Regions from separate parts of the Mus musculus genome. Here regions 2 and 3 are each linked to region 1. Evidence: chromatin loops called from intact Hi-C (ENCODE). Cell type or tissue: heart. All regions are shown on one strand.

Region 1 (8,000 bases):
GGAACGATGCTCTTACTAGAGTTGGGCTCAGCGGTACAGATTTGCCTGCTATGTACAGGGTCCTGGGTTCTACGTTTCCAGCAGCACCAAATACCCTTCCCTCCCTGTCTCTGGGAAATATACTTCTAGAGCACTGGAGTTCCTGTGATGTAGGAGACAGAAAACTGTCTGGATGTCTTGGATAAGGTGTGGGAAGAAACGTAGGCTCATGGGAAAAATACCAGAGAGGGCAGCATACTGAGCCAGGAGGTGGTAGGAGCTGGGCACCTGGGCACCACAGGTGCCACAAGCACCAAGTGCTGGTTGTATAGGTCTAGGCAAGACACTTGCATCTTTCCACATCTGATTCTTTCAAATGATTGATTTGGGGTTAGTAAGAGTGAAATGTAAGAAGGAACTTGGCCTTTAGAGCCAAAGGGGAAACTATCACCTAGGCTTGTGGGCAGGATTCTGTATTCCTGGCTCCGTCTTCTGCACCCTGTCTGAAGGGCTCATACTTAACTGGGAATGGGGAGTGTTGAGGAATGGTTCTCATGGCTGAGTCACCCTCCACTCCCTTTGCCCCACCACAGGTCAGCAACCGGTTCTTCCCGTACAGCAACATCAGCACCAATGTTATCCTCAGCCTTGATGCTCAGAGCACTCTTTCTACCAGTGAGGTGAGGGCTGGGCCCAGAAAATGTCCAGTATAATGTGAACGGAGCTCTAGGCCACTTCTGGTCCCTCGGGTTCCCGTGCCCAGAGCTCCAGCCTCTTGCTGTGGTGGTCGAATAGAAGAGAGCTCCTGGCTGGGCAAGTTCCCTCCAAGTCCCCCCAGAAACACTTGCGTTAATCTTCTAGTAAAACGTCAAGTAATAGCTGGGCAATGGCGCAGGCAGAGGCAAGTGGATCTCTGTGAGTTCGAGGCCAGCCTGGTCTACAGAGCTAGTTGCAGGTCTACCAGAGCTGCACAAAGAAACCCTGTCTCAAAAAAACAAAAAACAACAAAAAACAAAAACAAAAACCAGACCAAAACAATCAAATAAGGACTTCAAGCAATGCTCTGATCCCCTGTGCCCTAAGTCCTGCCCCAACCTTAGTCAGCCAGGCTGGTCTCACCACCATAGGCTATAAGGATTTTGGTCAGGAACCCCCTCCTTACGGCTGCTCAATCCCTCTGCAGGTGGACTTTGCCTTTGTGGTGTGGCAGAGCTTTCCTGAGCGGATGGTGGGCTTTCTGTCTGGAAGCCACTTCTGGGATGAGGCCCAGGGTGGCTGGGGCTACCGTACTGGGATGACCAATGAGTTCTCCATGGTCCTGACCACGGCTGCCTTCTACCACAGGTGCAAACTTTGCCCCTCCCCTGCCCCCCTCCCCCACAGGGAGAAAGGGCGGGAGGCTACAGTTCTAACCTGAGTGGGTAGGATCAACATCCCCGATTGTTCTTTTTGCTTTTTGAAACAATGTCATGGAACTGGGCTGGGGACATAGCTCTGTTGGTAAGAGCACTCGTCTAGCACTTGGGTTCTAACCTTAACGCTGAAACCGCACATCTGTAATCCTAACACTGGGCAGGTGGAAGCAGGAAGATTAGGAGTTCAAGGTCAATGTCAGTGGAATAGTGAGTTTGAGGTCAGCCCTGGGGATCATGGAACCCTGACTCGGGGACAGGGCCTCGCTATGTAGCCCAAGCTGATCTCAGGCATGCCATCTTCTGCTCTTGTCTCCCAAGTGCAGAGTTTACAGGTGCTGTTTCCCACCAGGCCTGGCTTCTGGGGCCTCTGGAAAGCGGGTCTTTAATCTGTTTGAACTTTATCCAGATATCATGGAACTTTTTGTAGATGTTTTTCCCCCAGGGGCTCTGCATGGAGCCCTCAGAACAGGGGATAACCCTCATGTGTACAGAGTGGGCCTAGCTGGTACATAGCCCCCCTGAATCTGGGTTTTGGGTAGCCATGTTTGGTGGCTTGGAACTACCTTGCACCCCCTACCCCCCCCCCCCCCACAGACACATCATCAAGTCATCTCTGTCAGAGTTCAGACTTGGGAACACAGAAAGAGGGCCGCCCGGAGAGACTGGAGGAATTCACAATCATTGCCCAACCCCTAAATCACAGGGCACATGGAGAAGGGTCATGCCCAGGGTGGGAGCACCCTGGGAGAGGAGCTAGGGGATGGGGTACAGGTCTTGGAACTTGGGGTCTGGGGTCAAAGATAGGGAAATGAATGAGGCCTGCATCCCCCCCACCCCCCAGCCTAAGGCTTACCATGTATCTTACAGGTACTACCACACCCTCTTCACCCACTCCCTGCCTAAGGCCCTGAGGACCATAGCTGATGAGACTCCCACCTGTGTTGACGTCCTGATGAACTTCCTGGTAGCCACCGTCACCAAACTGCCCCCTATCAAGGTGCCTTATGGGAGGCAGCACCCGGAGGCTGTGCCAATGGTGAGGCGACTCCAGGGGCTGGAAAGCCCTGATGGGGAAGGAAAAGAGGGCGGAGCCTCTTCACTCTCTAATCCAAATCTTGTTGCAGCAGCGTGAGGGTTCATAAAAAAACCAACCTCACGGACACGTTTCCCTCTCACCTCTTAGGATTCTGGGGATCCACGACCAGTGCCGGAGCCTCAGCCCCTGGATCAGGACTGCATCAACCGTTTAGCAGCAGGGTTCGGCCACATGCCTCTGGTTTCCTCTCAAGTGCGTCTGGATCCGGTGTTGTTCAAGGACCCGGTATCGGTGCAACGCAAGAAGTATCGCAGTCTAGAGAAGCCATAGGCGAGGCACTGCACCTGTCTGCTAGACACGAGAGAACCAACAGAGATGGATCAAAGTCCTGTCCCGGTTGGCCAATCGCTACAGGGATCCCTGAGGGCCGGGGCCTTCTCCAGCTGCAGTGGGGTTGCGTTTGGCACGTTTCGCACAGGCCGGTGTACAGGCTGATCCTGTTCCCTGAAATGCCTTTCTCTGCATCTCTGCCTGGTCGACCTATGTCTGTCAGACCTGCACTCACCTCCTTGGTGATCTCGAAGTCCTCGCACGATTCACGCCGAGTGGCCTTGAGCACATCACGAGGCCCCAGGGCCGGCCTGCAAGCTCCGTAGGGCGGAGTCCTGCTCTCATCTCTTTGGTCTGGCAGGTGCACTGTAAATATTTGAGCAATAGCTGCAAGAGTATTAACTGGTGGCATGCGTGGTGGAACACGGGCAGAATGTGCACAAGACATAACGCTGCCCCTTACTCTGGAGTTCCTGGTCCCGGTACAAAGCACACACCAGGATTTCCAGACTCAATCAAGCGTGAACAAAGAGGCCAGGAGTCGAAGATAACCAGAGGATTCGGTGTCTCGGCAGACCCGGGATCTTGGGTGACTAGCAGCACTGCACTACCAATCTTGACCACTAGAGGTCAGCTGCTGCACTACTCTCCCTTCAAAGGAATGGAGTTTGGTTTTGCTTGACATTTTGTTGTTTGTTTGTTTGTTTTTGTTTTTCAAGTAAGGGTTTCTCTGGGTAGTCCTGGCTGTCCTGGAACTCGCACTGTATGCCAGACTAGCCTCAAATTCACAGAGATCCACCTGACTTTTGCTTCCCAGGGTGCTGAGATTAAATTCATGCACTACACCTGGCTGCCTCTTGAACTTGGGGGGGGTCAGGAGGGGAGGAGGAGGCAAGACAAGGTCCCAGTCTGTAACCCAGGCTGGCTTGGAACTCACTGCAGTCTTACTGCCTCAGTTTCCCAAGTGTTAGAGTTACAGGTGTGAGCCACAATGCCTGACTGAATGGAGTTAAAGACTACGGATAAAATGTCGAGCTAGAGGGTCACTGGTGTGTGCAGACCCCAGGATGAAAACATGCAAGGAATACGACAGAACTCCACGTTGGCCTGCAAACTTGGGCTGTTGGCAGATGGGCTGGTCGCCAGGAAGAGGGCTGTCCTCAGCATCCTGTAGGTGAGAGTGGAGTAGGGGAGGGGAGGCTGCTTTTCCTGGGTTCGTCCACCTGGAACTGGAATTATCGCTTCCGAAATAAAGCACGTGTCCTTGCCCACTCACGCCCGGGCTATAAATACGCTTACAGCAGCTGCCCTGTGTGGCAGGGCGCTCAGGGTCAGCGAGGGGCGTGGCATGGAACTGGGGTGACTTCAGACAGTGAGGGTGGGGGGTCTAACCCAGCCCAAGGTATCGGGTGTTTTCCTTCTTTGATGGCTTCGGCCACTGTGGAAACTCCCGTGACTAGGTTGCTGGCTGGAACAGGCTGTCCCCTGAGGCCTCCCAACCTCTTTCTCCAACTTCACTCCTTGCCCCTGTATGACTCAGGTCCTTCCTGGAGCCTGTCACAGCTGGGTGTGGAAAGCCGGTCTGGGTCTTCTAATGGAAGCAGGGTGCTGTCAGATGCCTTGAGGTGCAAGGTGGGTGGGGGAGGAGCGGATTTGAGATTAAAGTGGGGGAGGAGGCCTGGCCCAGGGTCAGGAGCAGTTGAGGGTAAGAGGACTCACACAGCTGCAGTCTAGGCAGCCTGCCAAAGATGGAAAGGGCACCCGGTGCCAGGGCCAGCCCAGGGACAGAAGGCACCTTTGCAGTGGTGGCTTGGACATCCAGGACGATGGACTGCCTTGGGGTTGGTTGAGACTGTGTGGAAAGCACTGTTGCATTTCAGGGCTCACGCTGGGCTAAACATGCAGCTCAAGGCAGGTCCAACTTCTGCTGTCATCAGCCCAGGAATGAGGGACATCTGTCGCCAGCAGTGGGCCTCTCTGAACCTTCCTTTTTCTTGTCTATAAAAATGAAAGTAGGGTGGTGCGGGGCTAGAGAGATGGCTCAGAGGTTAAGAGCACTGACTGCTCTTGCAAAGGATCTCTTCCTGGGTTCCTCACTCACACATTGGATGGCACACAAACACATATTAACTCCTGTTCCCAGGGATCCAACACCCGCCTTCTGGCCTCCACAGGCACCCACACATGTGGTTCACATACAGATAAGTATGTGTGTGTGCACGCACACACACACACACACACACACACACACAATTTAAAAGAAAGGAAGAAGAGGGTCTGGTGTTTATAGTTCCAACACTCAGGAGGCAGGGGCAAGAGACCCTCTCAAAGTCCCAGGCAACCTTCTCTTGAGAGGTTTAAGGATGTGGCACACTGTGGTACCCAGTATCCAGAATCCTGGGGCTGGTGGAGGCTGAGGGGTGGGCATGTGATGCCTTGAGACTGGAGGGGTACATCTTCCCCATTCCAGGTCCACGCAGGTTTCACACAGACCTGACCCTAAGTAAATATGACAGTGCCAGAGACATAGCTTTTCTTTACAGTTGGAGAGAAGTTCAAAGGTGAGGAGGCCGGGGTGGTGCATGGTGCATGCTGGGATTCAGCTACTCAGGAGGCTGAAGCAGGAGGATGGCAATTGCAGGCTAGTGTGGGATATCTAAAAAGTCTGCTGCCTACCTCTAATTCCAGAACTTAGGAGGCAGAGACAAGAGGGCTAGTGAGTTGGCTGTGGGGGAAGGGACAGGCCTAGCGACCTGAATTCCCTCCCCAGAGCTCAGAGTAGAGAGAGAGAACCAACTCCCTGATCTTTGCCCACACACCATGGAACACACATGCCCACACCGATGCACAGACACACAATAATAACCATTTTTTAAAATTTTTTTAAGAAGACCAGGAGGAGTCCGAGGCTATCTCCAGGGCTACCTGAGCAGCCAGAGAAACAAAAGGAAACAGAAACTGAGGGGCTGGAGAGATGGCTCAGGGGTTAGAGACGCTGGCTTCAGGTCCCAGCATCCACGTGGTGGCTCTGGGCTCAATTCCCAGCACCCACAAGGTGGCTCACAACCATTTTTGCCTTCTAAGGGATCTGATGCCATCTTCCTGTATCCAATGGTACCAAGTATATACATGGCACATATATATCTGCAAGGCAAAACACTCATACACATAAAACAAATGCCATTTATTTTTTTTAAATTGGGGTGGTGGTGCTGGTGGTGGAGGCCAACCCTAGCCTTTCTCCTTACTGTGCCAGGACAGAGCCATTGCAGGAACTTTAGGAAGCCCGTCTGGCCCTTCACAAGAGCCTTTTCCAGGACACTGATCAAAGAAACTAATACACAACTACCCAGTGCTTAGCAGGCTCGGCTGTCTGCACACTCCTGTGGGGGAGATGTCATGATGTTCCTGGTCTCTGTATGAGTCACAGGCACTGAGAAGTGACAACCTTCAGTTGGCCTGCAATGACAGATATAAACATTGGCCTGGAACTTCCTAAGAAGGGACTTCCTATGAACTCTATAAGACTGGAGACAGCTCTTACCTCTTGCATCTGTAACCTCAAACCAGCTCAAAGGATTCTTCACACAGACTCCCGGGACACCCCTCCTGTCAGCCTCTGGACACATCTTCACCCTAACTAGGTCATGGTCACCCTCGAAACAGCAGCATCTATTATCTCGTGAGATAGGTCAAGGGAAGTGGCCTGGCCCTGAGGCTGTGAGAGCAAGATCTAACTGGAATCTATCACTGCCACTTTGGTCAAGGCCATAGATACACTGACTTGGCTTCCTGGGCTGGGGTACCAGGAAGGAAGAAACCAGACAGGTTTTTCCCTATAAAGAGGCCTCTTTCTCCTCCTCTTCTAGGAAGTCACATGGGGCCCACAGCCAAAGTGAGCAAGGCAGAGAGAAGCCTTGGGTGCCCTTTGGTCCCACATCTCAGAGGGAGTGTATAAATGCTGTCCCCATGGCCTTGGTAAGCCATGTTATATAGCAGAGGCAAGGGCTCTGCTCCCAACTGTGTAAAGCAAACCAGGGAGGGGTCCTTGAGACCCATCTCCCTCAGAAGCAAATTCCTCCTGGGCAAAAGGATAGAAACTAGGTTCTATCCCTGATGACCCCTGATGAAGATGTGTCCCAAAGAGTAGGACATTACCTCCCATAGCCCCCACGCCTCCCTCGAAAGTGGCTCAGACCTGACTACCTGAAGATGGAGAGAAAAAACTCCACCAAGTTATGGTTTGACCTCTCTGCAGTTTTTTTAGAGTTCATTCAGTTGGGCCTGTCAGTCACCCAGAGACATGCTAAGGAACAATTATCTCCTTGATTAGGACACTGAAGGCTCTCTGGGGTCCCACTTTACAGACACTTGTTTATAGACCTGAACTGCTAAGTTAGCTTGTCTTCCCAAACTCTAACTCAGAAGCCCGATTTCTCCTTCCCCCCTTTTTCTCTCATCTTGAAATTGTGTGTGTGCGCATGCGTGGCTTTCTCACTGTTCCTTTAACCCCCCCTCCCCCATTATAGTCATTCAGCTGTTTACAGAACTCCATCGCTGACCGTAATTCAAAAGCCCTGATTTTCTTTCTCTCTTCTCGCTCACTTTCCTTCAGTAGCTGCCGAGATTCATGGCTTGCCTGGACTGTGGGTTTTTGTTTTGTTTGTTTTCCTTCTCCCAAATTCTAATAAAATAGCCTCAGATCTTCCTCCTGAGTCCAGCTCCAGGTTCTTTTATCAATGAGACCGACCCTGCCAAGGGAACCCCCCCCCCCCCCCGGACAACCCGGTCACGTGTTACATGGATCTTGTTCAATTTTTGGTTCAGACACAGAGACCCTGGATCATACAGGACACCCCCAAATCCCTTTCTGTGCCTCAGTGTCTCTCCAGCGGTGGTGTTAGGATGACATCAGTTCAGGACCCTGCCCAAACACCATCCTGGAAGAGAAGTGGGGCCTCATCTGCCGTGTCCCCATCCTGTGAGCTCAGAGAGGCTAAGGAGAGCCCCACCGTGGAGTGGTCCAGGCTGTGCCTTGCTGGAATCCCGGCTGCACACCGGACAGTTCTACCCACAGGTCCTGACCGTGTTTCCGAGGAGACGGTGTCTGGCTGGGGAGTCATTCCAAGGGGCCCTGGCACGCCTGGCAGTTCTTCATGTCCTCAGAGTACTTCTCAATCTGGATGGTCATGGTGTGGAAATTGAACTTCCCCTGGAGGCGGTCCCTAGCCACCTTCAGC
Region 2 (8,000 bases), 93 kb after region 1:
TGATGCACATCAGTCATATCAGCCTCCCTCACCCACCACCTCCTCCTTGCTCTCTGCTTTAGAACTTCTCAAGTTGGCTTCCAAGGAGAGACTCGCGCATGGTCAGCAGATCCCCTAGAATTACAAACAAAAGCTTAGGCTGGCCTTGAACTCTTGACCCTCTCGCTTCAGCCTCCTGAATGCTGGGATTATAAGGATGCATCACCACACTCAACCAACAGGTCCAAACTCCCATGGGCCACTCTTGAAAGAACGCACCTGTCACAAAAGTGCTCTGCGGCAAGCGAGGCACAAGACACTTGAAAGGAGGAATTGGAAGGCTCCCCCAGGGATTAGCTCTCGTCATTGCCAGTGGATAGGCTGTCTCCCATGGGGTGACCCTTCTTGTCAGGGTCCACCTGTCAGAATACACAGATAACAACTACTGGAGTTAGCCAAGGTGCCAGGCCTTCTCCAGCTGGCTCAGGGGCAAACCCTCCTGGCCCTGCCTTTTCCAGTTCAGAGGGTACGATTTCTTGAAGCTGAAAAGCCTCTGCCCTGTGGCTCTCATCTCATCAATGGTGTTGATGAGCCCACACCTGCCTACTCTTTCTTCTCGAAGCCAGTGGGTGATGCTGTGCTCCAGTGGTGTGTGTGTGTGTGTGATCTTTGGAGCTAAATCATATGTTTATCTAGGCCTACATCTCAGCCTAGGCCCAGGCCTTAGAGGACAGGATTTCCTTTAAGTGCATGGGCTCCAAAGGGTTCAAAGGGTCTCTGTAACAATGAATCATTGTCAGTGACCTGGGTCTAACTCTTGCCGTGAAAGTCAGAGGTTCTGCCCATTCCTGGAAAACGACTACTGACCGTCACAAAGGAAGGCCACATAGACCCTTCCCGCAGCTGAGGAAGACAATTCACAAATGGAAATTAAAAAGCCAGAGTCTGGAGCTGTGGCTCAGTTGCTTCCCCAGCGTGAACCAAGACCTGGGTTTGAGCCCCAGCTCTGCATGAAACCAGGTGCAATGGCACATGCGTAGGAGGGTCACGAATTAGAGGTCAGCCTGGGCTGCATGCCAAGACCCCATCTCAGGGAAGAGAAAGAGGGCTGCGAGTATGGAGCACAGGTAGGAATGCTTAGCTTGCATGCATGAGGGATCAGGTTCAAGTCCAGAGAAGGAGGGGGAGGGGGAGGGGAGGGAGAGAGGGCAGGGATAGGAGGGGGGGGATGCTGAGGACAGAGCACTTGCTGTTATGTTCAAGGGCCTGGGTGGGATTCAATCCTCAGCAGAGAAAGCAAACAGTGCCCTGTGCATACCTGTAATCCCAGCACTGCGTGTGAGGCAGGAGTTCAAGGTTAGCTTGGCTACCTAACAAGTTTGTAGCCAGCCTGGTCTAGGAGAGACTCTGTCTCAAGAAAAGAAAAAAGAAAACAAACAAACAAACCAAAAAAAAAAAAGGAAGGTGGGGTGGAGATATGACTCACTGTGAGAACACTGGCCCAGCCCAGGACCTGGGTTCAAACCACAGAATGGGAAAAGAAATCAAAATGTGAGAGCCTTATGTGCGTGTTGTTGTAAGTTGGCTGGTTTGGTTTTTTGAGATAGAGTTTCTCTGTGTAGCCCTGGCTGTCCTGAAACTCACTCTATAGACCAGGCTAGCCTTGAACTTAAGAGATCCACCTGCCTCTGCCTCCTGAGTGCTGGGACTAAAGATGAGTGCCACCAACGCCTGGCATATCAAAATAAATTTGTTCCAGGATAGTGAGGTTTAGTAAATCTCAACTGAGCATGGTGGAACACCTACCTACCTAGTAAGACTGTCTAGAAGGAGAAGGAAGAGGAAGAAGAGGAGGAAAATGGGGAAGAAAGGAAGGAAGGGAGGGAGGAAGGATAAGCCTTCTCAAACAGCTAGGATCAGAGACGGCATAAGTCACATTTCAGTATGTAGATGTCTTTATTCTTCACCCCATCCCCATGACACTTAGGGAAAGATCTCCGATCACCTGGATTGAGGCTGGATACAGAAAGCATCTTCCATGGAGATGTTCACCGGCCAGGTCCACAGGGTTCAGAATCTGGTCCTTGGGAGTGGTCGGTTTTCACACTCAACAAACCACATCTGGTCCTGTGAGAAGCCTTACAGTGCCTTTAACCACTTGTCCATGACCACCCTGGAACAGATAAAGCCCAGTGTACAGAAATGGCAAAGGGAAAAACAAGCCCTACTGTGTGTAAGGCACTTTGAAACATGGCTTTAAAAATTATTTTGCTTAAAGAAACACTCTCAAAGCTGGAATGATGGCTCATCCGTTAAGAGCATTGGCTGCTGCTCCAGAAGACCTGGGTTCAATTTCCAGCACCCACATGTTGGCTCACAACCATTCCTAACTGCAGTTCCAGGGAATGCCTTCTTCTGGCCTCAGTGGGCATCAGGTATTCCCATGGTGCAGTACATACATGCAGACAAATACACATACACACAAAATAAATAAATATAAAGATAAAAAAATTTCATTGTAATTCACCAGAAAGATTTAGCATTTCTGAAATGACATCCATCTAATGGTTTAGTGGGAAACTGACAGTCTGCTATAGGAAAACATTTTAACACATCTCTTACTAATAGATAAAATAAGCGAAGTAAAAATATATTAGTAAAAATATAAATGTTTTGAATTGAGAAGTTAATGAGCTCTGTTTCAGTATTCTGTTTACTCCAAGTCATTCCAATCATTCACTGTCCCAATTACTGTAGAATTAAATAAGTCTTCCTGTCACCCAGTGTCTTGCTATAGAATCTGTGCTGATCTCATACTCACAATCCTTCTGCCTCAGACTCTCAAGTGCTGGAATTAAAGGTGTGTACCATCTTGCCTGCCTGATGATGGTCCCCCAGTATCAACCTTGGCACATATTCTGTAGCAGTTCCTGCTCAGACAAACATTACATCCTACAGGGAAGCTCTTTAAACAATTCAAATAGCTTCAGGAAGTTCCTGAAACTGAGCAGATTCACTAAGCCTCTTCTTAAGAGTAGACAAGCCAAGTTTCTGAGAGTCACTCTCAGACCAGCCAAGTTGCAAAGAGAACTCTGAGACCAGTCCATCTGCTTGAAAGAAGCAGAAACCAGCTGAGCTGCCTTGAAGAGGTTTAGACCCATTAAGGCAACCTGGAAAGGATGCTCTCCAACCTGTTGAACTGCCTGCAAGCTGTGTGGTGTGCTCCAGGTTCACAGCCATGTTGTGGTGGGCTTTGGTGATGGGGCTGTCTTTGAGTCACTTCAGCTCCTGTAAATGACCCCTCACCCATATTCATGTAACAACTCCAGTAAAACCCACAGGTTCCCCAAGGTGGACTTTGGCGGTATTTGTACTTTGATCCTCCGTGGGCTCGTTATTTGGGACAAGTAGATGTGTGTGTTGCATGTTCCCAAGAAAGTCTTGTCACACGATAGCACTCCTCAAGAGCTTAATAAATGTCAGGGATTAACTGATCACAACAACATATGATGTAAAGCCATCTCCTAATCTCCCAGAAGGAACACTGATAGAGGTTCCCAGCCTTGTTGGTGGTGGTGGTTAACTACCTTTACTGGACACCCGGCATCCACATAAAGAACTGTCTAAACCCTTCCAGGTGGCTTAGGACATCAAGGATGTCTGTCCAGGCAGCCATGTGGGCAGACTCAAGAGCTCTGGAAGTCCTGGAAAAGACCGGGAAGTTGAAGAGGAATCAGGAAGGTGTCCTGCCTGGTGCAGCCTGCCCCCTGGTGGACAAGCTTGGATAACCCTACACTTTCAGGGTGTTCAGGCACAAACCACTCCCCGGAGAGTTTCTGCACCGCTCCAGTTGCACGAATTTGCCTGTGGATTTTGTCAGGTCTGGTTTGTTAACGTTGGAAGCAATATTATTATGGTGGCAATTTATCATGTGTGGTTAACCAAGACTTGGGCGATGCTATCTCCTGATGGTCAATTGAGATGCAGGGGCAGGCGCTCTGCATCTTAAACCTCCAAAGGGGAGCAGCGTGATCTGCATCTAGCTCACTCATCCCACGAAGGCTCATCCCCAGCTCCTTTTCGTCTGTTTGGATGCTGGTGACTGAGCCCAGCGCCTCATCCACGCTAGTTTGTTTGTTTGTTTTTGTTTTTCGAGACAGGGTTTCTCGGTGTAGCCCTGGCTGTCCTGGAACTCACTTTGTAGACCAGGCTGGCTTCGAACTCAGAAATCCGCCTGCCTGGGATTTTAATCCCTGTGCTGGGATTAAAGGCGTGCGCCACCACGCCCGGCTTGTTTTTGTTTGTTTGTTTGTTTGTTTGTTTGTTTGTTTTTGTTTTCTCATCCATGCTAGTAAGTGCTCTACCAGTGAGCTGCAGCCCCGGTCTGTTTGAGGGCAGGAAGGGACATCAAGTGGCTTGACTTTTGTACCCCACTTTCTCTGGTCATCAAATACAGGCTGTTCTGGGCAGCGAGTGACCTCGGCAGCAGCCTCGGTGGACTTAGAGAAGGTAACGTTGCTAAGGGGCCTGGCCATGTGTGGATGGCAAGTCCTCCCTTGAAAACTGGTCCCGATCACACCACCATCTGCACTGAGAGAGAAGTTGCTGCAGATGCTGCTGGCTCTTCCCGAGGGAAGCAAAGGATTGTGGGAGGACCCAGCCCCAGCCCCTCTCCCTCCTCCCAGCTCTCCCCTCACAACTTCTCCAAGCCTCCATGGCTCCCAGGGTGGCACAGTGCAGGCCCTCATGCTGTCAGAGTGCCCGAGTACCTGGCTCCCATTCCCTGCTGCTGCCAGAGTTACATGACATGTCTGTTTACAATGACCAGTTATCAACACAGGACTCCAAGAAGCACCCAGGATCCCCACAGATTCCTCCTCATCCCTGCTGAGTCCCAGAGGCTGCATTCCCGACTTAGAACCAGAGTCAACGATGCCTGGTAAGATGGGGTGTCAAGACTCCTTTCTTCACTCTTTGGACACAAGAGGCAGCCATAGCTTTGTAGTTCAATGCAACTCCTATGGACAAGTATGGGGTTCTGGGCTAAAGATGTCAGTTAGGAGAACACGCTGCTCTTGCAGAGGACCAGAGTTCCGTTTGCAGCACCCACATCAGGGGACTCACAACCATCAGTAACTCCAGCTCTGGTGCCCTCTTCTGGCCTCTGAGCTCACCTACGCTGCTGTGAGCATTGTCACACACAGACAGGAGCACACACCTTCAGTAAAAAAGAAAAGCGTGAGGAGCCTTAAGAGGACCAGAAGTTTCAGTACTGCAAAACCCAAAGGTGATTCCCTGGGTCCATGGAGTCCTGGTGAGTGAGCTGTTCTTGGCCTGACTCCTGCTTCCTATGTTCCTGTATTCTTCAAATATATAGCTGGATGTGGTAGTGTATGCCTTTGATCCCAGCACTCAGGAGGCAGAGGCAGGCAGATCTCTGAGTTCGAGGCCAGCCTGGCCAGCCTGGTCTATAAAGGAAGTTCCAGGACAACCAGGAATACACAGAGAAACCTTGTCTGGAAAAAATCAAACATACACACATACACCATACATACATACATACATACATACATACATACATACATACATACATACATACATTCATACATACATACACACATATACAAACATACACATTTAATCTTAGCATAAGTATTCATACCTGAGGGTATGCATGTGTACCAACTGCATGCCTAGTGTCCTTGGAGGCCAGAAGAGGTCCCCTGGACAGGAGTTACAGTAGTTGTAAGCCACTATCATGGTGCTGGGAACCAAAGAGTCAGCTGACTGAACGAACAGTCTACAGTGCTGGGAATGGAACCCAGCCCCTCACGCATCCCTAGTGAACGATGTTCAGCCCTCAAGGTGAAATCTGAATAGCACTGAAGGAGCTAGAGGAGCCAGGAGATCGGACAGGGAGAAGAGAGACAAACCCCAAGTGGTGAGAAATGTGTGGTGTGTTCAAAGAGCAGGCAAGAGCCAGGTGTGGTGGTGCGTGCCTACCATCCCAGCACTTGGGAGATGGGAACAAGAGGGTCAGAAGATTGAGACAATTCTTATCTATTCTTAGATGTCCTTCTGGATGACATAAGATCCCACAGCAAAGCAGAAAGCCCAAAAGCAGAGAGCAGAGCAGGCCAGGGGACCAAGAGCATTTGAAGGGGACAAGACAGGGAGAAAGAAGGGAATAGGGGATAAGGTCACAGAGCCAACAGGCCACAGAGAACCTGCCTGCCACCAAGAATGTTAGCTTCTTTGGGTTTTGGTTTGTTTTGGTTTAGTTTGTTTTTTGTCTTTTGAGACAAGGTTTCTCTGTGTTGTCCTGGCTATCCTGAAAGTAGCTTTGTAGACTAGGCTGGTCTCGAGCTCAGAGATCCGTCCTCCTCTGCGTCTCAAGTACCGGGATTAAGATTTATTTATATTATGTATATTATTTATTTTATGTATGTGAGTACACTGTAGCTGTCTTCCGACACACCAGAAGAGGGCATCAGATCCCATTACAAATGGTTATGAGCCACCATGTGGTTGCTGGGAATTGAACTTGGGACCTCTGGAAGAGCAGCCAGTGCTCTTAACCCTTGAGCTATCTCTCCAGGCCTGAGTGCTGGGATTAAAAATGTGCACCCCACCAGCAGTGGTGGCGCATTCCTTTAATCCCAGCACTTGGGAGGCAGAGGCAGGCAGATTTCAGAGTTCAAGGCCAGCCTGGTCTACAGAGTGAGTTCCAGGACAGCTAGGGCTACACAGAGGAAACCCTGTTTTGGAAAAAAAAAGTGCACCCCAGCACGGGGTTGTCTTCTGTGTTGATGAATGAACCCCACCCCCCAGTAATTCACCTACAAGCCAATGTTCTAGAATGGTTGTCTTCCAACTTACTTGACAGTGTATCACATGTGTGCTTTGTGCCCTTGGAGGCTAGGACAGGGTGTTGGCTCACCCATAATTGGAGTTGCAGGAGGTGGTGAGCTGCCATGGGAGTGCTGGGAATCAAATCTGGGTCCTCCACAAAAGAAGCCAGTGCTCTAACCACTGAGCATTCCCTACAGCCCCTGACATTGCCTTTTATTGGAGTGCGTTTTGAGCAGGAAAGCCATAGGGAGTTTTAAATTTTGTGTGTGTTTGTGTGTGTATGTGCGTGCGCACATGTCCACGTGCATGCCTATGTAACGGCATATATGTTTGATGTATATTTGAAAGTACCGATGTAGCCATTATATTGAGAACAGACTCCAGGGAATGAGTGTGGCAGAAGTGAAGCTCAGGAGAGACCGTCGCAGCATCTTAGGCCAGGACATTGATGATGTGGCCTGAGGCAGTGGGAATGTAGCTGCATAAGAAGCCATGGTGTCCAGGCATTTTCTAAAGATAACCAGTGGGTCTTGATGCTGGATTGAAGGAGAGTGTAAGAGGAGAGGTTATCCTCAGAGGGGTTGTGGTTGTAGCTCAGTTTGTAGAGTTTACCTCGCACTCAGGAAGCCCTGGTTTTGGTCCCCAGCATCGCATAGAAGTGGACCTGGTAGTACACACTCAGGAGGCAGGAGGATCCGAAGTTCAGGGTCATCCTTGACTGTGTAGTTCAAAGCCAACTTGGGTTACTCCAGACTCCGCCTCAAGATAGGTCAGGCATACTGCCCAACTCCTTTAATCCTGGCAGCTGGGAGGCAGAAGCAGGAGAGACTTTGTGAGTTTGAGGCCTGGTGAGTTCCAGGCCAGCCAGACTACATAGTGAGACCCTGCCTCAAAACAAACCAAAAAATCACCATCAATGTCATGGCTTGAGCGGCTCCAGAAATAAGCATAGGCGGTTTCACATTTGCTTGTCCACCTCTCGCCATCCTTTAAAAACAGCGCTGCATCTAAATTCCACAGAGGAGAGAGAAGGCATGCGGCTGGCAAAGTGTTAAAGGCACGGAAGAGAAAAACTGGTCAGTGTGAGCCTCAGAGGTCACCTCATAGGCAGTAGCATGTGCACAACACACACATACACACACACACATACATACATATGCACACATACA
Region 3 (8,000 bases), 64 kb after region 1:
TACAGATGGTTGTGCGCCATGGTGGGGAGCTGGGAATGGAACCATGGCTCTCTGAAAAAGCAGCCACTTACAACTGCTGAGTCTGAATCTTATGCCCTCTACTGGACTCCGTGGGCATTACACTCATGTGGTGTATGCACACAGCTATATACAATACACATCTAAAACTAATGGAAAAAAAAAAAGTTAAGTCAGGTGTAGAGGCACATCCCAAAACTCAGAGGCAGGTGGATCGCTGTGAGTTCAAGGCCAGTCTGTTCTACATAATAAGTTGCAAGGCAGCCAGAGCTATAATCCTATATAATAGAGAGACCCTGTCTTGAAATAAATAAATAAATAAATAAATAAATAAATAAATAAATAAATAAATAAATAAATAAAAAGACAGGAGGCTGGAGAGATGGGTTGGAGATTAAGATCCATTTTTGATCCATTTTAATCTTCCAGAGAGGACCAGAGTCCGGTTCCCAGCCTTCACACTAGATGACTTAAAAACAAAAACTCCTGTAACTACAGCTCCAGGAGCTGACGCCCTCTGCTGGCCTCTATGGGCTTCTACATGTACATACACATACACACATTAAAAAAAAAAGATTTATTTATCTATTATATGTAAGTACTGTAGCTGCCTTCAGACACCCCAGAAGAAGGCATCAGATCTCATTACGGATGGTTGTGAGCCACCATGTGGTTGCTGGGATTTGAACTTGGGACCTTCGGAAGATCAGTCAGTGCTCTTCCAGCCCCCACACATAATTGTATTTTAAGGTAAAATATACAGGCTTGTCTAAGGATATTCTCCTTAGTGAGTATACAGCTAGGCATGTATAAAGCCCTGCTTTAGTCCCCACTAGTTTAAAAACAAAACAAAATGAAATAAACAAACCAGTAAACTGCCACACACACACTCCTTCTATGGACTCCACCAGAGGATGACACAGCAGGGGGGCCTCACTAGGTACAAGACATTGGACTTCCCAGCCTCTGGAACTGCCTTTGTCTAATGGGAAGAGTGATTGTCTCAGTGCAGTGTTAGTTACTTGGTGTGTGTAGTGGAACAGGTACAGTGAGACACCCTGGACTTTGTCCATAAAGCTTTACTTATAAAACCAGAGACATGGGGGAGCACATCACCTTGGGCGGTGAAGGCAGCGATCAGGAGTTAAGGGTTATCCTTGACTACATAACAAGGTAGAGGCCAGCCTGGTCTACATGAGCCCTACCTCAAAACCAAAACAGAACATTTGTACCTAAGACTAAGGGATACAAAGGAAAAGTCTGGAAGCAGCTCAGACTCCTGAACCAGAGGACTACGTGGGGAGCATGCGGAGGGGCCCCATACAGGTAGATGCTCCAGCTGCCAGAGCCAGCAGTGTCCAGGCTCCAGCCTGCATGGACTGCCCATCATGTGAAGACATGGCTCCCTCCTCTGCCGGCTGAGGCCAAGAGGAGCCAGAGGAGCAGCCGTGAACTGCTCTGGGAGGAGCCTCCAGACAATGGCTGCCTTAGTTCTCCAGGGTCCGGTTTCCTCGGCTGTGACATGAAACCCATGTAAACTATAGGGTGACATTTAAATGAGATAATGTACTCGCGGGATTTTCTGTTTAGTTTTAATGCAAGGTCTCACTAAGTGTTACAGCATAATACAAATGAATAAATAATTGCTATTAATCAAAAAACGTTATCACAATGTACTGACTTTGATTTCTTTATGCTTCTCTGTTATTTTATGTATAGATTCTTACTTTATCCTATTTGTTGTGTGTGCGCGCGCTTATTGATCCGTGCTTGCCATAGCAGGGGTTTGAAGGTCTGTGGAGCATTTGAGGGAGTTGCTTCTCTCTTTTCACCACGTGGGTCCCAAGGATCAAACCCAGATTGTCAGTCCTGGTGCAGGCGCCTTTACCCACTGAGCCAGCTCATCACCAGTTATTGACTTTTAAGGTCAATATAAGGAAACAAAGAAGCATTGTCCGGTATAACTAATATCAATGGTGGAAGAGGGAATTCTTGTAAGCTCTTTGTTCCTTGGGACTTGCCACCGCTTAAGTGTGGCTAGCCTCGGCTCAGGAGACATACTAATTCCCGTGCTTTGTGCTGATTGTCTCATTCATGCTTTCTTTTTTTTTTTTTAAATTAGGTATTTTCCTCATTTACATTTCCAATGCTATCCCAAAAGTCCCCCATACCCTCCCCCCCACCCCCCTCATTCATGCTTTCAACAGCCAAAGTCAAGACTCATGCAGCCCAGGCTAGCCTTATATATGAACAGCTGATCCTCTTGCCTCTACCTCAGAAGCGTGGAGATTACAGGTGTGGAATAAACACCACACACATTTTATGCAATTCTCGGGGTGGAACCTAGAACTTTCTGTGTTGGAGGCAAGCCCTCCACTGACTGAGCTACATCCTAGCCCCTGTATACAGGTTTTTTTGTGAGTCAACGTCTCAATATGTACTGCAGTCTGGCTTGGGATTCTGCCTCCGTGTCTGAGTGTTGCAATTACAGGTGTGTGCCAGCATGGTGGGCTAACAAAGATTTACAGTACATAGAAGGGTTCGAATCCCTAGTGCTCACAGGTCTGCCGAGTCTAAAGCTGAAGGAGCCTTTCCCAGTCGCGGGGCAAGCCTAGAGGGTACCTTGTGAACCGGGGAAGCAGGCTGGAGTTGTCTGCATGCCTTCGCACTCTGACAGCCCACAGTTCCAGGCGTGGGCTTGCTCCTGGCACCCATCAGGGCCTTGCTTTATTGGGCAGCTGGATCCCTGGAAGGACAGTGCGATGCTCCCAAGGGACTAGGAAGATGCCTGCCCCAGGCTTGACTTCATTCAGGAATTTCACACTTGCCTAGACCCTAGTCTGCAGGTGGAGGGTGTCTGGCAGAAGGGCCCAAGTGCTGCCCGCTGAGATTGGGCAGGATCGCTCTCACCCAGGCCAACTGTTCCGAAGCCCCACCCTCCCACCTCTGCACCTCGAGGCTAGAATGCTAGCTCTCAGCCTGTGGGGCACCATGAGTATTAATAGCCCAGCTCTGAAGTTGTACCGATAAGAATGGCATCTCCTGGCTGCCCGGTCAGGCAATGACTCCAGACAAGCTATCCTCCCTCTCCACTCTGTGGAGAGATAATAAGTCACCATGGTGACCCGGGTTTGAGTACCTACTACTGAAGAGACAAATACACCACCTGCTTTGCCAAGCGCGTTCCCATGGCTGCCCCTGAGACTCTTCAGAGGTGCGTTCACTTGCCGGAGTCATATGTGGTAGAGCTGATCTTATCCGTCAGCATTTCCGGCCCCATCGGTGCGATGTGCTCAGCTTCACCAGGGTTGAGCCTTGATTCACCAACCCTTTGGTTGGTTTAAACGAACGAAATCGAGCCTTGCCCCAGAGGGAGCCTAGCTGAGCAGTGACTTGCTGGTCCAATTCCTTGAACTTCAGGAAACCCAGAGACTGGGATGGGGCGGGGCCAGCGGACATGGACTTCCAAGAAGCATCCTTTCAATGGACAGACACACCGTAGACTGGCACATTGGCCTGGGCCTCCTGACAACCAGCCCCAGGGGGTAAGGATGGAGCCAGCCCCTGACCGACTTCTAGAATGGAGAATCAGATGACAGGGGCAGCTGTCCCCACCCAGGGACAGCACGGCTCTGCCTGGAGCAGGCCAGGTTTCTTTCAGGCTTAGGCACACCTCCCTGGTGGGCTCTGGCCTCTGTTCCTTGCTGTCCTAATTTGAGGCGCTTCCCTGTGTGGAGCTGGTGTCTCTAACATTCCCTTTCAAGGGGCATCATTAGCACGGCCAGCCTTTGAGACCCTCTGCTTTTGACGACCCTCCAGCTCTGCCACTTTGCTTGTTTGTTTTCTTTTACGTGGGAACAGACTCGCTTACAGCCTAGAGCCTGAGCTGACTTGGAACTCCTCACGCAGCAGAGGAGTGTCTTGGATCTCTGATCCTCTTGCCTCCACTTCGAAACTGCTGGGATCATGGGTGTGTATCACCACCCACAGCTCAGATTTATCAGTCCATTTTGTGTGACCACGGGCAGGTCTTTCACCTCTATATACCTCAGTTTCTCCATCCACAAAGTGGGTAGAAATACATACTTCACCGGGTGAAACTATGAAGATTATCAATGCAATGTGTGTGTCTGGCTCAGAACAAGCAGTGTTAGTATCAGCTATTCCCAGTGAAGCCACACACACAACCATTATCATTGACCAGGGTCAGGTGCTCAGCCTAGGAGACAAAGACTTGAGAATAAGGACAGATCTGCAAAAGGAGCTTGTGGACACTTGACTCTACCTAGTTCGAGTGTGAGAGAAGTACACAAGTCACTGAGTGTCCTGCTTGTGTTTGTTTGTTTTGGTTTAAACGAAAAATGGTCTGCTGAGACTGTCTGCTTCAGGAGGCTCCTGTGAACTAAAGGATGTCACTCCAACCCAGAGACATGACTACTGGCAAGAGTTCAGACCTGCTGCAGCTGTGGCTTGGGAGGTGGGAAGCGGCTCAGCCAGGACACACAACACCTGACAGCTGCACTCACAGAACCTACCACCAGGGGGCAGGTTTGCCCCATCCAAATTCCCACTTGTCCAACCAAGGGCTTGGTTTGCGCATGATTGTTTTTATTTCAGAATTTTTTAAATGAATACAAAAAAAAAGAGTTCAGGGCTGGGGATACAGCTGAGCTGGTAGAGGGCTTGGGTAGCATTCACGAGTCCCGAGGTTATATCCACGGCACGTGAACCCCTGTGTGGTATCCCATGCCTATAACTCTATCATTGTGGGGGAATGAGAATCTAAAACTCTAGGCCAGAGCAGAGTTCAAAACAAACTCAAACTCGGCCTGAACTAAATGAAACCCTATCTTTAAAAATTAATTCCCCAAATCTTACCACAGACATCAATGGGGGAGGGGGTGTCTTCTGAGACAGGGCTCCATGAAGCCCAGGCTGGTACACATTAACTTTCTACAGCCCCTTTTCTGCTGTTGAGGTCTCATCCCACTGTCATCTCAAGCTTGAATTATGTTCATCCTCCTGCCTCAGCCTCCTTAGTCCAGGCTCCCCTTTCCTTTTGTTTCAGTACAGGAATGCCCTGGAAAACCAGGGAGCTTGTCCAGTAGAACAGTCCATATTTTGAGTGATGAGTGTGGTCTTTGTCTATTTCCTATACATCTGCCAAATTGACAGACATCATCTGAATTAGGCTCAGACTCCTTTTCTTGACAGAACTATTTCCTGCAGATGCTGTGTCCCCGTGGTATAAGTTTGGTCAGTTGGCTCAGGTTGTTTGCTTAAACTTTATGTTCACAACTGTTCACACCGCTGGTTTTATTACTGTTCTCTGGGTGAGCTCTACCTTTCAAATCTTATTAATCCTTGTCCATCTATTGGTTGGGATTCTATAGAAAGTAACTTTTTTTTAAAAGATTTTATTTATTTATTATATGTAAGTACACTGTAGCTGTCTTCAGACACACCAGAAGAGGGCGTCAGCTCTCATTACAGATGGTTGTGAACCACCATGTGGTTGCTGGGATTTGAACTCAGGACCTTTGGAAAAGCAGTCGGGTGCTCTTACCTGCTGAGCCATCTCACCAGCCCCGAAAGTAACTTTTAAAAGCCTACTATTTAGTTATCTGAGATAGAAAACACAAAAGAGCAGAAAACTGCTATGGTGGTTTGAATAGGATTGGCCCTTGGGAAGTGGCACTAGTAGAAGGTCTAGCCTTGTCGGAAGAAGTGTGTTACTGTGTAAAAGGGCTTTGAGGTCTCCTAGTCCTCAAGCTCTGCCCAGTGTGGAAGAGTCTCCTCCTGCTGCCTATAGATCACGATGTCTATCTGTACACTGCCGTGCTTCCTGCCGTGCTGGTAACAGACCTCCAAAACTGTAAGCCAGCCCAACTACATGTTCTCCTTTGTAAGAGTTGCCTTGGTCATGGTGTTTCTTCACAGCAATGACTCTAAGACAAATGCTTTTCTTTTCTTCTTCTTCCTCTCCTCCTTTTTTTTTTTTTTTTTTTTTTTTTTAAGACTGGGTTTTTCCTTATAACCCTGGATGTCCTGGAACTCACTTTGTAGACCAGACTGGCCTCGAACTCAGAAATCTGCCTGCCTCTGACTCTCCAATGCTGGGAATTAAAGGCGTGTGCCACCACTGCCTGGCTCTCCTTTTTAAAATTATTTTTGAGACAAAGTCTCAGGATGTAACTATGTATCTCTAGCTATCCTAGAATTCACCATGTAGACTAGGCTGGCCTCAAATTCAAGAGACTTACCTGCCTCTGCCTCCTGAATGCTGGGATTAAATGTATACTACCATCTTTAGCAATGTCAATTTCTTTATGCTAGAGGTAACAGATGTATTTTCCTTAGATATAATTATGAATATTAGTCAGGCTAATGTTATATATACATTATAAATTAATAGGATTTTATATACTCTGTTAAACTATCCTAAAATAATGTGTTCGTGTGTGTGTGTGTGCATGTGCCCATACATACACATAAACACTTGCATGATAGACAGGCTGCCTCACTGAACGGAACATCACCAAGTCAGCCATGTATGATTTCATCCACATCTTTCCCTCTCCTCTGAGCACAGGCAGCACTTTCAGAAGCTTTCATTCTTCCAGTGTTTATCTTCTGTTTTGTGCTCACTCTGTAGCTCTGGCTGGCCTTGAACTCACAGACATCTTCCTGCTGCTTCCCAAGTGCTTGCATTAAAGGTATGTAGCACCATGCCAGCCCCACTGTCTATCTTTTAAATATACACACTTAGGTCAGGCATGATGGCATATTTCTGTAAACCCACTCTCATCCTCTGAGTGTGGGGAGTCAGAGGTGAACGGATCAACAGATCTACGTTGGGCTGGTGTGATGGCTCAGCAAGGTAGAGGCACTGGATATACCCAAGCCTGGTGACCAGAGCTCAGCCCCTGGAATCCCTGTCTTAGTTAGGGTTCCATTGCTGTGAAGACACCCTGACCAAGGCAACTCTTACAGAGGCAAACATTTCATTGGGGCTGGCTTACAGATTCAGAGGTTTAGCCCACTGTCATCATAGCAGGAAGCATGCCAGCATCCAGGCAGATATGGTGATGGAGAAGAAGCTGAGAGTTCTGCATCCTGATTCGGAGGCAACCAGGAGAGATTGACATGCTCAGGCAGCTAGGAGGAGGCTCTCTGCAATGGGTGCAGGCTGAGCCTAAGAGACCTCCACAGCACACCCCCACCGTGACACACTCCCTCCAACAAGGCCAAGCCTTGGAACAGTACGACTCCCTAGGGGCCAAAGATATTCAAGCAACCACATCCCCCAAAGGTAGAAGGTGAAAATGAACTCCACTAAGTTGTCCTCTGACATACATCATACAAACATAAATCCATAATTTTATATTTAAGGTTGCTCAGGTGTGGTAGTATATACATTTAATCCCAGCAACACTCAGGAGGCAGAGGCATCTCTGAGTTCAAGGCCAGCTTGGTCTACAGAGACAGTTTCAGGCCAGCCAGGGCTATAAAGTGAGACCCTGCCTCAAAGGCAAAAGAACTGTAGAATGTAAAGTAATTCTTTTATTGGACGGATAGGCTTTTTAAAAGTTTAAAATATAAGCAACTAACTTTGTTAGTCACATAGAAGATGATGGCACACCGTAAAACACTAGTCTTGTTAGCTTCAGCTGTCAACTTGCCAGCTTAGCTATTTGAGGAAGTGTCCAGTGGGGGATAGCCTCTATCAGACTGGCCTGTAAGCACATCTGTGAGGGGGTTTGTTGATTGCCCAATGTGGGCAGTGCTATTTCTAGGCAGGCCAGCCTAAACTGTTTAGAAATGTAGTTGAGCCATGACCCTGGAGCAAGCCAGTAAGGAGCCTCCCCCACCCCCCACAGTTCCTTCCCTAGTTCCCTCCCTGACTTCCCTCAGTGATGGATGAATTCCCAGTGACCCTAACCCTGAAGGTTTAAGTCAAACAAACCTTTTCCTCCCCTAAG

What was found. A loop is a pair of places that touch in the nucleus more often than their neighbours do. Peaks named below come from ENCODE experiments on the same cell type or tissue, not always from the same donor. Only the 100,000 strongest peaks of a DNase experiment are listed, where the experiment ranks them.
Region 2: it touches region 1 in a loop (2.4-fold over the local background); 7 of 42 quality-filtered maps call a loop at or near these places.
Region 3: it touches region 1 in a loop (8-fold over the local background); 11 of 42 quality-filtered maps call a loop at or near these places.

What each region holds. Positions count from the first base shown.
Region 1 is chr4:134,352,408-134,360,407 of GRCm38, reverse strand. It overlaps Slc30a2 (solute carrier family 30 (zinc transporter), member 2), which reads right to left. Exons shown (of 8, transcript NM_001039677.2): 8 at 5,924-8,000. The coding sequence ends at 7,880. Extl1 (exostosin-like glycosyltransferase 1) reads left to right here. Exons shown (of 11, transcript NM_019578.2): 8 at 573-659; 9 at 1,163-1,323; 10 at 2,262-2,430; 11 at 2,578-4,035. The coding sequence ends at 2,760. Among named protein-coding and RNA genes, the nearest start is that of Slc30a2, 13 kb to the right of the region's middle. In heart, a CTCF peak has its summit at 3,372 (motif pointing right); DNase peaks (open chromatin) are centred at 3,547, 3,677 and 4,297; H3K4me3 peaks cover 1,242 bases; H3K27ac peaks cover 2,710 bases; H3K27me3 peaks cover 1,421 bases.
Region 2 is chr4:134,259,110-134,267,109 of GRCm38, reverse strand. Gm42325 (a long non-coding RNA gene) reads right to left here. Exons shown (of 3, transcript XR_881491.3): 3 at 1,823-2,152. It also overlaps a transcript of Grrp1 not described here. Among named protein-coding and RNA genes, the nearest start is that of Gm42325, 6.4 kb to the right of the region's middle. In heart, CTCF peaks have their summits at 608 and 3,743 (motif pointing left); a DNase peak (open chromatin) is centred at 3,739.
Region 3 is chr4:134,288,820-134,296,819 of GRCm38, reverse strand. No RefSeq gene overlaps it. Among named protein-coding and RNA genes, the nearest start is that of Pdik1l, 5.6 kb to the right of the region's middle. In heart, CTCF peaks have their summits at 105 (motif pointing left), 3,073 and 4,557 (motif pointing right); DNase peaks (open chromatin) are centred at 3,089 and 7,799; H3K4me3 peaks cover 1,277 bases; H3K27ac peaks cover 4,226 bases.